2 separate regions of the Mus musculus genome follow, and region 1 is linked to region 2. Evidence: chromatin loops called from intact Hi-C (ENCODE). Cell type or tissue: gastrocnemius. All regions are shown on one strand. Each heading gives the region's core, and the rest is flanking DNA. Links, peaks and the distances in the headings are about the cores only.

Region 1 (8,230 bases), core at 1,182-6,181, 330 kb after region 2:
ACCCATGCTGCTACCTACTGAGGTTTATGATTTTCACACTGTTACTCGAGCCTGGTGCAGTTGGGGTTCCAACCCTCGACTTCACAGTCTGCTACTGCAAAGTAGCTTCTCCTTATTGCTGCTGCAATGCCTAAGCATTCTGTGGTCAGAAGACAACATTCAGGAGTTAGTTCTTTTTCACTCAGGTCATCAGTCTTCCAGGACTGGCTGAACCACCTCATTGGGCTCCTTGTGTGATTCTCTTGAGGGTGGCAGTAGAGTTAGCTTTTTTTCATACCTGAAGCAACTAGTTTATAAGGGAAAAGGGCATATTCCTTCAGCTCACAGGCAATGCATACACATGGGCATGACCATGTGGACGTTGAGATGGAAATGCAAAGTAGAGGGCATCATGGGAGAAAAAGAAGTCAAAGCAGACTACAAATAACTAACAAGTGACTTCCCACTAGGAACCACTTCTTAAAGGTCCCATCACCTGCTGTCATATTCCCCATGTGGACACCAAGCTTCCAGAACACTTTGGGAACAAATGTACAACATAGCACTGTCAAAACAAAAACACAAAATGTGTACCAAACTGCAGAAATGCCCCTTTTTTTTTAACCATCATCAGGTGTAGCGTGACTTTGATACTAACAGTATTTTTAAAACAGTAGTGCCTGAAGCTGTTTTTTTTTAATGTGTTGGTGGACCATGTAAATTTTCATGTTGGCTTGGCAGATAATCACTCAAAGCCAATGGAAATAGATGGAGACGTTGAAATTCCACCGAGTAAAGCCACAGTCCTTCGAGGCCATGAGTCTGAGGTCTTCATTTGTGCCTGGAATCCTGTTAGTGACCTACTTGCTTCTGGGTAAGAATTTGGGACTGGAAAGCACCTGGGTCTGCATTCTTCTCCGGAGTACTGCCTTGAGGAAAGTGCACTGGTTTGTTGGACTTCCCTAATAAATAAAGACAGAGGAACAGGCTGCTTTGTGCATCCTATACTGTGGGAAAGACAGTGGTCCCAGCCATTTCTCTATTTGGTGGGGAGTAAGGCAGGTAAGTGGAAGGGATGGGTGAGGAAAGAAACTGAGCAAAAGAAGTGGAAAAGACACATGCTAATGATGTGAGACCTAGCCCCGCATCAGTCACATTTTCCCATTGAACCAGAGTCAAATGCTCCATGTTGATTCTGCAGATCTGGAGACTCCACTGCGAGGATATGGAACCTTAATGAGAACAGCAACGGGGGCTCCACACAGCTTGTGCTGAGGCACTGTATACGTGAAGGTGGACATGATGTTCCCAGTAATAAGGATGTCACTTCATTGGACTGGAATGTAAGTTTCTACCATCAGTGTGTTCAGATGAAGCACATGCAAACTCAAAGTGGCAGATAGTTCTTTGTCTTAGCTCCCACATTGGGGTGCTGGTATCAAGTGCTCATAATCAGATCCTAGTGGAAAGACAGCAGCCTGGGAATGGAAAGTTGTCCCCATTGTCATGAACTTGTGTTCCATCTGTCACACAGACCCATGTAAGAATGAGGCTCAGGAAAGCACCCAGATACTAATGTGTTTTGCCTTTTTCTATCCCCAAGAGCGATGGAACACTGTTGGCAACAGGTTCCTATGATGGTTTTGCAAGAATATGGACAGAAGATGGTAAGTTTTGCATTCCTCATATGTGTTAAGAAGGACTTGCTGTGTGATCCTAGAGTGAACAGTGAGTAACTGTGAAGTCACCATGTCTGTGTTTTCCCATCTCAGGTAACCTAGCCAGCACCTTAGGTCAACATAAAGGTCCCATCTTTGCTTTGAAGTGGAACAAAAAGGGGAATTATATTTTGAGTGCTGGTGTAGACAAGGTGAGTGGATGTCAACTTAAAAACCATCCCTTTTATATGTGGATGTGTGTTTGCTTGTTTATTTATTTAGTCTGTTGACTTCCTTGGTAAAATAACTCATTTAGGCTGTTTATTTCTCTGGTTTGATCTTACTGCTGACTTTTGAACAAGGAATCACTCATACATTTTATTTACCTCTGTAGACCTTCATGCAGAATGTACTCTCAGTCTCGTTATGGAAAGAGGAGAAATCTCCAAATGGAGTTTATAAAAAGTATTCAGTTGTGGATGTTTCTGGGTTGACTTTTATCCATTAAGCAATTTTTAGTCACAGACTCTTTTTTCCTCCCCTAGCTCCACCTTTTCTCACCTGATAAACCACTGCTTCCCACTGTAGATGGCAGAATTCTCTGAGACCTGATACAGGGCAAACTTCACAGAAACTCATGGAGCTGACTTACAGTTTGATTTTTTTCAATCCATACTTTGGATTTTTGGGCTGTTCCACCTGCTCTCCCAGTTCATAGAGTGGCAGGGGATTGTTGGAAATGCTCATTTCTATAGCTCTTCTTTTAGAACAATATCCAAAGGGCAAGCAGATGAGCTTTCTTACCTGTTACTTAATGGTTTTCTGGGCTTGGGAGCTAAGGGGGAATTTTGGTAGATTTCCCACATATATTGGTGAAGGCTGCTGTGTACCAATTGTTGTCATTAATGTGGCATCCATATTACTGCCTGTGAAATGCACAGTGTACATGGACTTAGATCAGAAATATAGAAGTGACATGTTGTATGAATATTTTATACTATTGCATGTATAAATGATATAGGTTTAGCTATATATAGGCATAAAATATGTTGTTAAATTAATTTTTAGAAGGAAAGGGGGCTGGTTGTCTTTTCTGGTACAAGACATTGTTCTAGATAATAGTTCTTTGAGGAGAATAACTTTCCCTCTGTTTGCGGAATACAGACAACAATAATTTGGGACGCTCACACAGGAGAAGCCAAACAACAGTTTCCTTTTCATTCAGGTAGGTTTACTGTTGTGGTTATGCAGAGGTAGCCCCAGGATTTTTTTTTTACTTAAGATTGTGTGATAGTGTCTGAGAGCAGAGAAGTGTCAAGACATTGGGACTTCGGACAACTGTGAAACAAAGTATCGGAAGTAAGAAAATAGGTGGCCTAGCAAAAATAACTGGTACCTCCCCTTTATCCATAACTGGGCCTGTCCTTGAGGGCTTTTTCATTACATAGAAAGGTGGCAGTCTCTCTCCAGGAGCATCTTACAAATTGGAAGGAGACAATCTCTAAGGTCTTTCAAGGATGGTTTTCATGGTGTCAGTATAGCTGATTGACACTGGGGGGTGGTATTCATGGTCACCAGACTCCTGGGGATGCTTTGGTCTGCATCACTGAGCTCAGTTAATCAGGCAAATGTCCTTCCTCTCTTTCCTCCTGCTTTGCAGCACCTGCCCTTGATGTGGACTGGCAGAACAACACTACCTTTGCCTCATGCAGCACAGACATGTGCATTCATGTGTGCAGGCTTGGCTGTGATCGCCCAGTCAAAACCTTCCAAGGACATACTGTAAGTGGCCGTTCTGATGCTCACTCAGACTTGGGGGTTGTGAGAGTGTGGTGTGTATCTTTTCAGTGCCAGCATTAAAAATTAACTGTGCAGGAGAGACTACTTGTTCAGCAGCACTTTGCTATTGAGAGCTACTGTGGCTGCCCTGGTGGTGGAATTAACCTAGCTATGGTCAGTGGTCCTGGGACTATCTCAGAGTAGCTACCAGCTGATCCTGTCCTTGTTCTGTCCTGAACTCGTTTCTCTTCTAACCCTAGTCTATTTCCCAGCTTTTAATAGGGGCATATGTTTTAAGTTTGATATTTCTTGCTCCTGCTTAGACTTTACCTCTCTCATAGCCTGCCTCCCGGTTCCATAAATGATTCTCACCAATTCTGATTGCTCTGAGCAGAGGTCTACGTACATGGCTCTGAACCTGCTGCTTCCTGAAACCTGTGTGTAGATTCTGGTTGCTTTTCTGGAAGTTTGGCAAATGGATGAGAAGGGAGAAAATTCTGCTCCCAGGAAGGAATTTGGTGACCTAGCAGATGGGTCAGCTAGGTCATGGAGAGGTCTACCTATGAGTTTTCTCTACATCTACAGTTGGAGATATATATATATACACTACCTCATTTACACTTGAGCTCACAGATAGGCATGCACACGCCCTTTGTCTCTTCTTTGATCTAGTCACAGAAAACCATGCTCCTTGGATTCCCAGCTTCTTCCATTTTCACACTTTTCAATACTTGGTGTCCTTACAAATGGGAATAGCCACAGCATTGAGAAGTGTGAAATTTAGAATATAATCTGGTGTGTGAAGCTGTTTGTTAGGCGAAGACAGCTGGCTTCATAGAGTTAGCAGTAATAGCAGTAGTATTTCCAAGACTCCTCCAAGGAAGTCCCTCTATCCTTCCCTCTGCCCTTGCTCTGCATGCTGTCCCTGTCAGTATGGCAGAGCTGCAGGTAGTTCTTTATATAAACACATCCCCTTCTTCCTTCCCCACCCAAAGTCTTTCTCCTCCAGTCTTGGAGTCTCTGGTACTCAGAAAGCAGGAAAACCTGGCAGTTTCCTTTTTGTATGGTCCCCCAAATCTAGGAATTTGGGTGAGGGGTTACTTATAGAAGTAAAAATGAGTCAAAGAGTACTGAGTCACCAAAGCTCACCTCACCATGGGTGACAGACAGCTCATAAAAGCTGGAAACCTAGAGCACACTGTACAGCCATGGGCCCTTTTCTGTGTGGTTCAGTTGGTTAGGTAGTTTGTCTTATCTTTGTTTCTCTAGAAAGTTCAGCTGCCCTCTACTTCTTCTAGGCAACTGTGTTTGTCTGAGAGTGACTCGGCAGTCTTTTCTGCTTATACACACATTTGAGGTAGGAGTTGGGTTATTAGTGAATCTGATCAGTTTTAGGGACTTTCTGAAGGTTTTTTGAGTTTCTCACTTCCTGTTTTAATGAGATTCTCTATACTATTTCATCTCACAACTCCCTGAAAACATCCTACTTTAAGAAGGTTCCTTTCAAAATGGAAGCTTTTAATTTCAGAGGAAACTGCTACTCAGCACAGATCCACAAGAGGATGGATTTTATTTTTCAATGCCTTTTCCTAACTATAGTTCCTGATGTAATTTCCCTGCACAAATGAATTGCTTGTGTATGTTTTTGTGCCTTTGGATGGCTTTACCTATTATCTATCTCTGCCATTGTTCTATCTAAACCTTTATCTTTACCTCATCCAATAAGGTACATGTATTTCAACAGAATGTAGAGAAACTGTTATATTAAAAGCACATAGGAAAGAGATGTTCGAAGTCTACTTTTAAAAACTTGTTTTAGCTCTGCTCAATGTCACATATATGTAGTTATAATACTCAGGAGTCTAACAGAATAGTTTCAGGCCATCCTGGGATACATAAAGAGCTCCTGGCTTTCCTGGGCTACATAGTGAGACCATGTCTTAAGCAGCAATGGATAGTAACTGATTTGATTAGCTCTGTTGATTGTATGCAAATTCTTCATTTGGCTTCCTTAGTAAGTAATTTTTTCCCTAAAGAAGTATGGATGAGAGTGTGGCTGTTCCTTTGTAATATATGGCAGTGTTTTTCATGAATGAAAAGCAAAGTGAGGAGAGCATACTCATGTGTGGGTTCTTGTGCTGTGGTCTTTGATATCCTATGAACTCTCAGAAGGGCCTCTGCACTGCAGCACTGGCAGCATGTCACTGCTCCTTGGTAGAGCCAGCCTTTCCCAAATGAAAGCTATGATTTCTTTCTGAAACTGTGCTCTCTTGCAGAATGAGGTCAATGCTATCAAATGGGATCCTTCTGGAATGTTACTAGCCTCCTGCTCTGATGACATGACATTAAAGGTAGTGTTGGTATCTAAAGGAATGAATTGCCTAATCCTAGACAAGGCCCTATACAGACACACAACCCATCCAACCATTATCATCTGGAACATTACTTTGGACTGTCTTTTCTCCATGACTTTCCTGGTCTCTAAACTTTGGTTCTTCCATGAGCTTTTGACATATTGAGGCCGAGGTTCCCACTGAGAGACCTTACGGCCTGTCCACCAGCATCCTTCCTCACAGTCACCTAGTGGACTCCTTGCTGGCTTTGTGAGCCTCTCCCATATCTACCACCTAAGGAGTGCTCCCTTAGGTGCAACAGAATGAAAGGTGCTGAGCCATTCTCAGTTAGGCCATAATATTAGTTCACACTGTTACCAATGCCTCTTCCAGATCTGGAGTATGAAGCAGGATGCATGTGTCCATGACCTCCAGGCTCACAGCAAAGAGATATATACCATCAAGTGGAGTCCCACAGGACCAGCCACCAGCAACCCGAACTCCAACATCATGTTAGCAAGGTAAAGCAGGGTAACCTCCCAGCTCTGAATCCTTCCTGAGCACAGCTTTGTTCTCTGCCTAGTGATTAACTCAAATCTAGAGACAGCAGTGTTGAAGTTCTTCCAAACTGAAAGAAAAATGGTGGTTCCCTTTGAATGGAGGCAAGAGGAAGTGTATCTCCTCCCTCCATATCCATGGAGATGGTTCCAGGAACCCCTTTGGACACCAAAGTTCATAGTTGTTTAATTTTGTTTGCCTACAACCTCTGAATACCTGCTTGTACGTTAAATCATGTCTAAATGACTTATAATATCCATAGAATAAGAATGCTGTACAGATAGTTTAGGTAACAATGTGAAGCAAAGGATCTGTATATGTTCAGTACAGTTGTGTGGGGGTGGAGGGTAGGGGTTGGTTTGGTTCTTTTCATTTTGAGACAGTCTGATTATGTAGCCCTGACTGACCGGGAACTTGTCATGTAAATCAGGCTAGATTAGAGCTATACCTTCCACTTCCACCAAAGTGCTAGGATTATAGGCCTGCCTAACATGCATTTTTTCCCTTCGCTCTCAATGGTTTCCTATTTGCAGTTTGATAAAACCATGAACCTAAGCAGCAGGGTGGGGGGATGGCTTAATCTAGTGAAAGTTTTTAGCACAAAGAAAGGAAGACAGTTTAGCTTGGAGCTCAGAGTTTGTTCTTAAGGCTCCATTCAGGGTTGCCTTACTAAGATTTTGACTAGAGATAAAAGATTCCCTGCCTCAGCCAAAGATAACCTGAATCTCTTAATATTGACTTAAAATGCCAGTCAACCAAGTCCCAGAACCAAAGTGCCAGAGATAGCTCATCCAAAACAAGTAACTCTGGGTTTTTTGTGTACGGATAGAGCCTATGGCCTTGTGCATGCTGGGCAAGTATGTACTCTGTCATCGAGTACCCTCTACCCCCACTCTTGGTAGTTTAATGAAAACATTAGACAGATGCACTAAGCCAGAATGATCGGAAAACCATGATATGGCCACTTGGAGTTTATATTCATGCACTGTGGTTGTTTAATCTGGATGAAACCAGACCCCAAAGGAATATTTGTTTTCCAAGAAGCAGTGGAGAGCTTGGTCTATGTTGTTTTAGAGGATTTTGGAGAAAGTAACAGGTAGGTAGTTCTCTTCTAAGGAAGGAAGCACCTAGTAGTAGAGTGAGCAGCCTTTTCTGGAAATTAAAAACAGCTTCGTAGAAAGTGTTCAATCCAAGGCTGCCTTCAAGAACAGATTATAAGTAGTTCTTGGGTATACATCACTTGCCTGGCATACACATCACCACCAGAAACTGAAATGAAAAGGAGCCTAAGTCACACACAAAAGTAATCTAAACACTGAGTGGCTAAACTAGAAGAACCCCAAGGTCTTAACTCTCCTTTTTTAATTATTATCCAAACACCTAGTTACACATAGTTGTCCTGGAATCACACGGTACATACCAGGAACAGATAGGCATTATCCTCTAGCTCACAAGAAAAAAAGGACACACTGAGCCTTGTGATACCCTGTGGATAAACAAAAAGCCAGGTGATGACAGCCCTTTGATATGTGCTGTTTTTTTTTTAATTCTAAAAATAATTAAACTTTGTAGTCCTTGCCAATGTAATTGCATATGCACATGTTCATGCACATGTAGGTTTAGAATTTCTCATGTATAAATGCATCTCACTCAATTTGTCTTTATTTTTTCCAGTCATGGCTGGGTGGACTTAGTTATTCAAGTGGAAGTATAAAACAATGATGGTGTTTTAGAAAAGTTGGTTGAATGGTCTACAAAGCATTTTGTGATAAGAAATATGGAACTGGAGAAAGAAGTGTGAGCACAGTGGTAAAGTGGGAAAATCTGACTTGGCTTGTGCAAGGTCCTGGGTTTTGCCTGGGGGCAGCTTTACTTTTTTCTGGAGAGAAAGGCTTAATAGGATATTCTCTTAAAACAAGTTCA
Region 2 (8,230 bases), core at 1,187-6,186:
ATGGACCTGGAGGGCATCATCCTGAGTGAGGTAACACATTCACAAAGGAACTCACACAATATGTACTCACTGATAAGTGGATATTAGCCCAAAACCTAGGATACCCAAGATATAAGATACAATTTCCTAAACACATGAAACTCAAGAAAAATGAAGACTGAAGTGTGGACACTATGCTCCTCCTTAGAAGTGGGAACAAAACACCCTTGGAAGGAGTTACAGAGACAAAGTTTGGAACTGAGATTAAAGGGTGGACCATGTAGAGACTGCCTTATCCAGGGATCCACCCCATAATCAGCATCCAAACGCTGACACCATTGCATACACTAGCAAGATTTTATCGAAAGGACCCAGATGTAGCTGTCTCTTGTGAGACTATGCCGGGGCCTAGCAAACACAGAAGTGGATGCCCACAGTCAGCTAATGGATGGATCACAGGGCTCCCAATGGAGGAGCTAGAGAAAGTACCCAAGGAGCTAAAGGGATCTGCAACCCTATAGGTGGATCAACATTATGAACTAACCAGTACCCCGGAGCTCTTGACTCTAGCTGCATATGTATCAAAAGATGGCCTAGTCGGCCATCACTGGAAAGAGAGGCCCATTGGACACACAAACTTTATATGCCCCAGAACAGGGGAACGCCAGGGCCAAAAAGGGGGAGTGGGCGGGTAGGGGAGTGGGGGTGGGTGGGTATGGGGGACTTTTGGTATAGCATTGGAAATGTAAATGAGCTAAATACCTAATAAAAAATGGAAAGAAAAAAAAAAAAAAAAAGAGAGACTCTCAATTGAGAAAATGCTTCCATGTGAGTGGGGTATAAACAAGTCCATCAGGCATTTCCTTGATTAATGCTTGATGTGGGAGGGCCTGGGGTCACACATTCAAACCGAGCACAAATCCTGGGAAGGTGGTCCTAGACTGTATAAGAAAGAAGCAGGTTTAGTAATCCAGGAGCAATCCAGTAAGCAGCACTCTTCCATGGCTTCTTCTTCAATTTCTGCCTCCAGCTTCCTACCCTGCTTGATTTCCTGTCTTGATTTTCCTCAGCAATGGTCTGTTACCTGGAAGTATAAAATGAGATAAACCCTTTCCTCACCAAGTTGCTTTTAGTAATGGTGTTTTATTCACAGCATAGTAAACCCTAAGACAATCACCATTACTTTAATCCCTTCCCTGCTGTGTGGAAGCAAGATAGAATGCATCTAAGGGACAGGTCATGACCCTTTGTATTTCTGGTCTCCACCTCAGATATATATATATACAAGTAAGCTTTAGGTACCCAATGAAGAATTTCAGACCAAGTAAATGCAGCAATGCTGTCTACAGAAATACCCATAATTCTGGCAGTTTAAAACAATCTATGGGAGTCAGGAGAGCCCTGAACTTCTCTAGTCACTGGGCTTACCAGCTCCACTTGGCTCATGCTGTTTATCAGTGAAATCAAGGTCTGGGAGAGCAAAATATTAAATCTTCAGGGTTGAAGAAATGGCTCAGCGGTTGAAAGCAATCACTGTTCTTCCAGAGGACCAGAGTTCTGTTACTAGCACCAATGCCAGATGGCTCATGAATGTCTCTAACCGTAGCTTGAATGGATCCAATGACTGACCACCAGGAACACCTATAGTCACATGCATATATGTATACGCAGATACAGAATTAAAACTAGCAAATAAATATTCCAAAAGGATAAAAATAAGGTCTCAAGATCTTGTCAGTTCTTTACCACATAGACTACACTTTCATCTGTGTGAGTTATGGTAGGTAACAACAGATTCAAAACTCAGCTCTCAGCTCATTGACATTCAAAACTTACCTCCTAAAAGCCAATGCTTGATTGCCAACTTGACAAGATCTAGGGTCACTATGGAAACAAACATTTGGGCATATCTGTAAATAATTATCTAGGTTAGGTTAACTGAGGTGGAAAAATGCTCTCTAAATGTGGGTAGTACTAATCTATGGTTTGAGGCTATGGACTTCATGAAAAAGAGAATGTGAGCTAGTGACCAGCAGCAATGTGACCAGCCACCTCAAATCCATGCCATTATGACTTCCCACCGTGCAGACACCCTGGAGCCTTGGGGCAAAATAAATTCTTCTTTCTTAAGTAGCTTTTTGTCAGGTATTTTGTTGCAGCAACGAGAGAAGTTTTTTGTTTTGTTTTGTTTTGTTTTGTTTCACAATAGAGCCAAAGATGGTCGGAAGCGCAAGGTTCAGTGATGCTTGGCTTGGGTACTGTAGCCTCTAGGGTCAGTCGGGGCTGGGTTTCATTTCTTCCCCACAAAAGAAAAGAGGCTTTTATTTTTAGTTCTGAATCCCATTTGGCTGGATGAGAACTCGAGTTTGATAGCTTTTATTCTTCCCACGACTTGATTTCTTAAAAGCAACTCAGTTTGCATCTCATTTGGGAGCTGCTTTTACACAGATCAAAGATAATGACATTCTCAGCCAGTGAAAGACACCATTTGCCAGCTCTTTTTCTAAGACAATTTGTTGGAGCAGATTTTAGGGGAGGCTGGGAAGTGGGGGAAGTACTCCAACTTGCGTTGCTGTGGAAACTTCTGCAGAAGCTAAGAGGGTACTTGTTCAGCTCCTAAGAGAGTGAGATCTTACTTCTTAAAATATCATTCATTTCCACGGTACAAAGATGCAATTAGCCCTGTCTACAGAGGAGGAGGGTTTGCTTTTATCTCCTTTTGGGGCTAGAAGGTCAGGCTGAGATAGAATCTTTTTATTCTCATAATCACAGCAGAGTCTGAAGAACTATGAGCACCTGGAGGGAGTGAAATATGGGAGGCATGAGGTGTCCTATTCCAAAGAATATGCTATTGGCATTAAACTAATGACAACCATTTTGGGCTAAGGATGTCATTGTAAAACAGTCCTTGGCATATACTGAGCAACCTCTGCTACATTTGATCAGAGCCATTGTTTTCTTTGAAACAGTTTGAAGTCCTTGAACAATTAATGAAGCCGTGTACTTCTGCTTTCTGACCCATAACAAACACAAAAAAGGGCATAGATAATCCACTGTCTGCAGGGCACTGTGGAATGCCATGTAGATAGCCAGAATGGTGGGTGACATCGTAAGCACTATTGTCAACATCAGGAACTACATCCTCAAATGAAAAAGTGTTGAAACACAGCCTGAATTTGGGTGTGATATCAGATACCTGTCATTCCAACCCTCAGAAAGCTAAGGCATAATAATGATTTCAAACCCAGCCTGGACTGCATCCTAAAGAGGCAACCTAGACTATACAAAAACATCTTGTTTCTTAAAAAATAAAATGGAGAAGCAGTGAAAAAGTAGTCTTCTTATACTGATTTCATCCTTTCTGCCACTATGAGACCTTCTCAATGCTACATGTCATCCTTCTCATTCCCACGTAACTCAAAGCCTCTTGTACCTCCAAATATATTAACACAATCCTTTTTGTTTATCTCTCTTGATAGATACACACACACACACACACACACACACACACATACACACACACACCTACATACTCATGGACATAGACTGTCCCCCTAAAAATTATCACAAAGAACTTAGTGACTCAAGGCCAGAGAATAGAATATAGAAAGAGAAAATAGAAAGTGAGTTCCCAGTGCAGTGTTACCTAATCAGGTGATCAAGGTCAGCATCATTAGATAACACCATGGGGCTATAATATGCCCATAAGTTTGGGCCCTGACAAAAATCACCTCACCTCTGTTCAAAACCCTTCAATACACTGATCATTGGAGATACATCAAGAAAACCACTGGAGAACATTCTGCAAAAACTTCAAAACATGAAAAATAAGGGCAATATGAAGAAACCTCGCAGCCAAGAACATGAGGATGACCCAACTGTATGTAAGCTGCTGGGCAGGATGGCTGGACTGTAGGCACGCAGGAGGGAGGGAAAAGGTGAGGCAACAGGATTTCTATGAGAAAATGAATAAAACTCAAAGCAAGTCTGGAGTTTAATTCATGATAACAGCCCCCTGATGGTTTCCTAGCTGTGCCAGACACAATTACACATGTGTTATAAATCTAAGATGTGTTCCACAATGTGACATTGATTGATGAGGTAAATCAGCACACAAGTAGATAAAACCAGACTGTGAACCAGCTGACTGATGTGTTTACATGTGTGCAGAATCTTTTCTACAGCCAGCTAGCTAATCCTTTGGCCACCACTTAAGTCAGGGACATACCCGGCCTAATATCATTGTAATTGACTTCTCAGGCAATATTCCTGAGAAATATGGATCCAGATTTTGCCCAAAATCATTCTTTTCCCTGAGGTAGACATAGATCAAATTTTAAATCTTAAAAAAAAAAAAGCCACATGCAAGAACATTCATGTGCAGAGAAAATGTTGATTTTTCTATCCTTGTTTTAGTGTCTCCAAATGCCAATCAATTAGGTTTCTTTTTTAAATTATTGGGGGCCTTTAAAGATTCAAATTGGACGTGACTTGTGGTACATTATATTAATTCCAGGACTTGGAAGGCAGAAACAGACAGATCTCTGTGAATTCGAGACCACCCTGACTTACACAGTAAGTTCCAGGCCAGCCACGATTACATAGTGGAAACTTATCTTTTAAAAAATTCATATCAGGCCAGGTAGTGGTGGTGCATTCTTTTAATCCCAGCACTTGTGAGGCAGAGGCAGGCGGATTTCTGAGTTCAAAGCTAGTCTGGTCTACAGAGTGAGTTCCAGGAAAGCCAAGGGGCTATCCAGAGAAATCCTGTCTCTAAAAAAAAAAAAAATCTATATCAGAGGTAGCATAGTAATGTACACCTATAATCTCATGACTCAGGAAGCCAATATAGAGGGATATCAAATTTAAGGCCATCCTGAGCTACATGATTTCTGAAAAAGCCAAAAGAGGGGGTTGGAAAGATGTCTCAGGAGTTAAGAACATTGGCTGCTTATGCTAAGAACCCAGGGGTTCAGTTCCCAGCACTTATGGTTTTAGAATATTCAGCATCCTATTCTGAAGTCCACAGGCAACAGGTATGCATAAGGTACACATACATACATGCAGCCAGGATAGCCATACACATAAAATAATATAATCTTAAAAAATCATTAATCCAAAAGATGGAGATGGGAAGAAAGAGAGGGAGGGAGGGAGAGCGGGAGGGAGAGAACTACATATCAGTACAAGGTCTTTGAATGTGTATTTTTCTTGGAGGTTGGCACTTTTTTATAACTTTACCCAAGTATAGCATGATGCTATCATAATGGGGGCCTTGGTTCATTTCTTATAGCTTTCTGAATTCAGAAATCCTGGGTAATATGACTGGGCTGTATCACTTCTGGGACTATGCTGAAAACAGTCTACATCAGCTTTCCACAAAGACCCCTGCACATCCATGTTTACTTCTGTACAGTTCACAGTGGTCAAGACAGGGGCTAGGTGTCCTTCAACAGATGACTGGATAAACAAAATGTGCTGTGTACACATAAAACGGCTTTATTCAGCAACAATGAAAAATAAAGCTCTCTCATTTCCTGAAAAACTGGATACAATTAGAGATCATCATATTAAGAAAATAAAGAAAGATAACATGTTTTCTCTCATCTGTGGACCCTAGAATCCATCTACATATTGAATCATACAGATGAGTAGGTGTGAAGGTAGAAGGAGACTAGTTTAGAAAAAAAGCAACTTAGGGAGAAGAGGGAAAGGAAGGAATTCAAAAGGTGGATAATATCAAAAGTATGTGATTATCCTGAATTAAAATATCTTTTAAAAGACCCTTGCAGAATAAGTATATGGAGGGAGGGAGGGAAGGGAAGGGAAGAGGTATATTTATTTACCTTTTCTACCAAGACAGTGTAGAAAGAGAACAAGATCTCACAGGGGCTTTGTGGGAAGCATTTGCAAAATCTCTCTTTAACACCTTAGAAAAACCTGCTCATACTGGATTTCTAAGGGATAATCCTCCACTTACTTTACTCAAAAGTGTCATCTTTCTTTTAAAGTCTCCCAGGTGGCAAAAATACCCAGGTTTAGTTGTGTGTTACTTAAAGAGGAGCAATATGATTGATTCTCCCAAAGCATCCCTAAAAATAACAGGAAGCATAATTCTTTGTGAAAGCTTACCTTAAACAATACAATCACTCATAGCAAAAATGGCTTCTGTGTATGTGTGCATGTGTGTGTGTGTGTGTGCGTGTGTGTGTGTGTGTGTGTGTGTTTTACATCTGTTGCACATTTGTTTGGACATGAGTGTAGTATAAAAGAATATCCTGTGCATAATTTCACCTACTGATTAATGAGTAGAATGTAAATGTGTAGCTAATTTAGAAATAAAAAAAAATGCTGTGACATTCATCCCTTAGCCAAGTGATAAACTGAACAGTACAGACGAAAACTGGGACAGCTTAACCATTAGCTTCCCACTGGATATAATATGTTAAGAAATACATATTGCCTAGGTACTAGGTAGATGGCTTAGTAGGTAGGAGATCTTGCTATTCAAGCATGATGACCTGCATTTGAATATCCAGCACCCATATTTAAAAGCCAGAGACAAATCATGCCTGTAACTCTAGCATTGCCAGAGAGGGGTGCCATAATAGCTATGTCCTAGTAGCTTACTAGCTTCAGTCTGGATGAAACAATAATCTTCAGGTTTACCTAGAAACACCATCTCAAGGGAAGTAAGTAGAGTGCAATAGAAAAAGAAAACTGATATTCACCTCTGACCTGCATATGTGTGATGTGGGCACACATACACACGCCCCACATGAAAAATTAGTTAAACACTGAAATGTATCACCTAGAAGTTATTCTTGCCAAGATATGTTCACTCTGTCTGGGATCATGAGCAAACACCAGATGCAAAGTAGCATCTCTCTTCTTCACTATTCCATTTGAGACAAATAGCTATGAGCATTGGCCAGGTGTAGGATTTTTAAAGACATATTTTTATTTACTTTTCTATCATATGTGCATTGATGTTTTACCTACAGGTATGTCTATGTGAATGTGTCAGATCACCTGGAACTGGAGTTACAGACAGTTGTGAGCTGCCATGTAGGTGGCTGGAATTGAACCAGGGTCCTCTGGTAAAGCAGCCAGTGCTCTTCTTAATCACTGAGCCATTTCTCCAGCAAACACTGCAGGATTTTTACCAGCATCCTTGGGCATCTATATCCACATGATGGCCCATCATGATGGTCATTTTTATTGCACTTAACAGGTGCCTAGGATGAGTAATGTTTTTCTGTTGAGTTGGAGATGCCTATTTGTAGTAATGGGGCTGGAACCTAGGGCCTGTGTGTGCTAGGCTCTACCACTGAACACCACCATCATCACCCTGCTTTGAGACAGGGTCTTGTGCATCTCAGGCTGAACTTTAACTCATGATCCTATGTGATATGCCATCCTCTAAAGAGAAAAGCTTTCTGAGAATATTCTTCAAAAATTACTCAGCTGGGGCTAGTAGTGCACGCTTTTAATCCCAGCACTCCCAAGTGCATAGCAAATCTCTGAGTATGCCCACCTGGTCTACATAGTGAGTCCTAGGCCAGCCAGAGCTACAAAAAGAGATGCTGTCTCAAAAAAATTAATTAAATCTCTAACCTATACCTTTGATATGGTTTATCAAGAAACAGGAAGCACAGAAAATGGTTTAGAACTTGGGGCTCTACACATGGGCTATATGGGCTATACACATTTTTCCCATAAATATACTCTGTTTTTTGTTTTGTTTTGTTTTGTTTTGGTTTGGTTTTGGTTTTTTCGAGACAGGGTTTCTCTGCGTAGCCCTGGCTGTCCTGGAACTCACTCTGTAGACGAGGCCGGCCTCAAACTCAGAAATCTGCCTGCCTCTGCCTCGAAAGTGCTGGGATTAAAGGTGTGCACCACCACTGCCCAGCTCCATAAATATACTGTGATCTCCTGCCAGATCCTTCCCATCTCCCTGCCCACCCAAATCCTCCCCCCTCGTCCTCCTCCTCCTCTTCCTCTTCTTCTCTCTCTCCCCTCCCCCTCCCTCCTACTCCCTCTCCCTTCCCCCTCTCCCTCTCTGTCCTTCTCTCATTAGGAAATAAACAGAAAAATAAAGTAAAAACAAGCCAAAATATGACAAAACAAAAAAGTCTCCCAAAAAGCACAAGAAATACATATAGACACAGAAACATACACATCCATACACACAGAAATCCCATTAAAAACACAAAATCAGAAACCATAATCTATAAGCAAAAGACATATG

Evidence for each region. Peaks named below come from ENCODE experiments on the same cell type or tissue, not always from the same donor. Only the 100,000 strongest peaks of a DNase experiment are listed, where the experiment ranks them.
Region 1: it touches region 2 in a loop (3-fold over the local background); 14 of 42 quality-filtered maps call a loop at or near these places.

The regions. Positions count from the first base shown.
Region 1 is chrX:77,647,072-77,655,301 of GRCm38, forward strand. Tbl1x (transducin (beta)-like 1 X-linked) reads left to right here. Exons shown (of 16, transcript NM_020601.2): 6 at 721-853; 7 at 1,181-1,322; 8 at 1,583-1,646; 9 at 1,752-1,849; 10 at 2,802-2,862; 11 at 3,298-3,419; 12 at 5,693-5,767; 13 at 6,143-6,270. Among named protein-coding and RNA genes, the nearest start is that of Gm52447, 8.8 kb to the left of the region's middle. In gastrocnemius, for the core only: no CTCF peak of the experiment used is centred there; a DNase peak (open chromatin) is centred at 3,345.
Region 2 is chrX:77,321,350-77,329,579 of GRCm38, forward strand. No RefSeq gene overlaps it. Among named protein-coding and RNA genes, the nearest start is that of Tbl1x, 190 kb to the right of the region's middle. In gastrocnemius, for the core only: no CTCF peak of the experiment used is centred there; no DNase peak of the experiment used is centred there.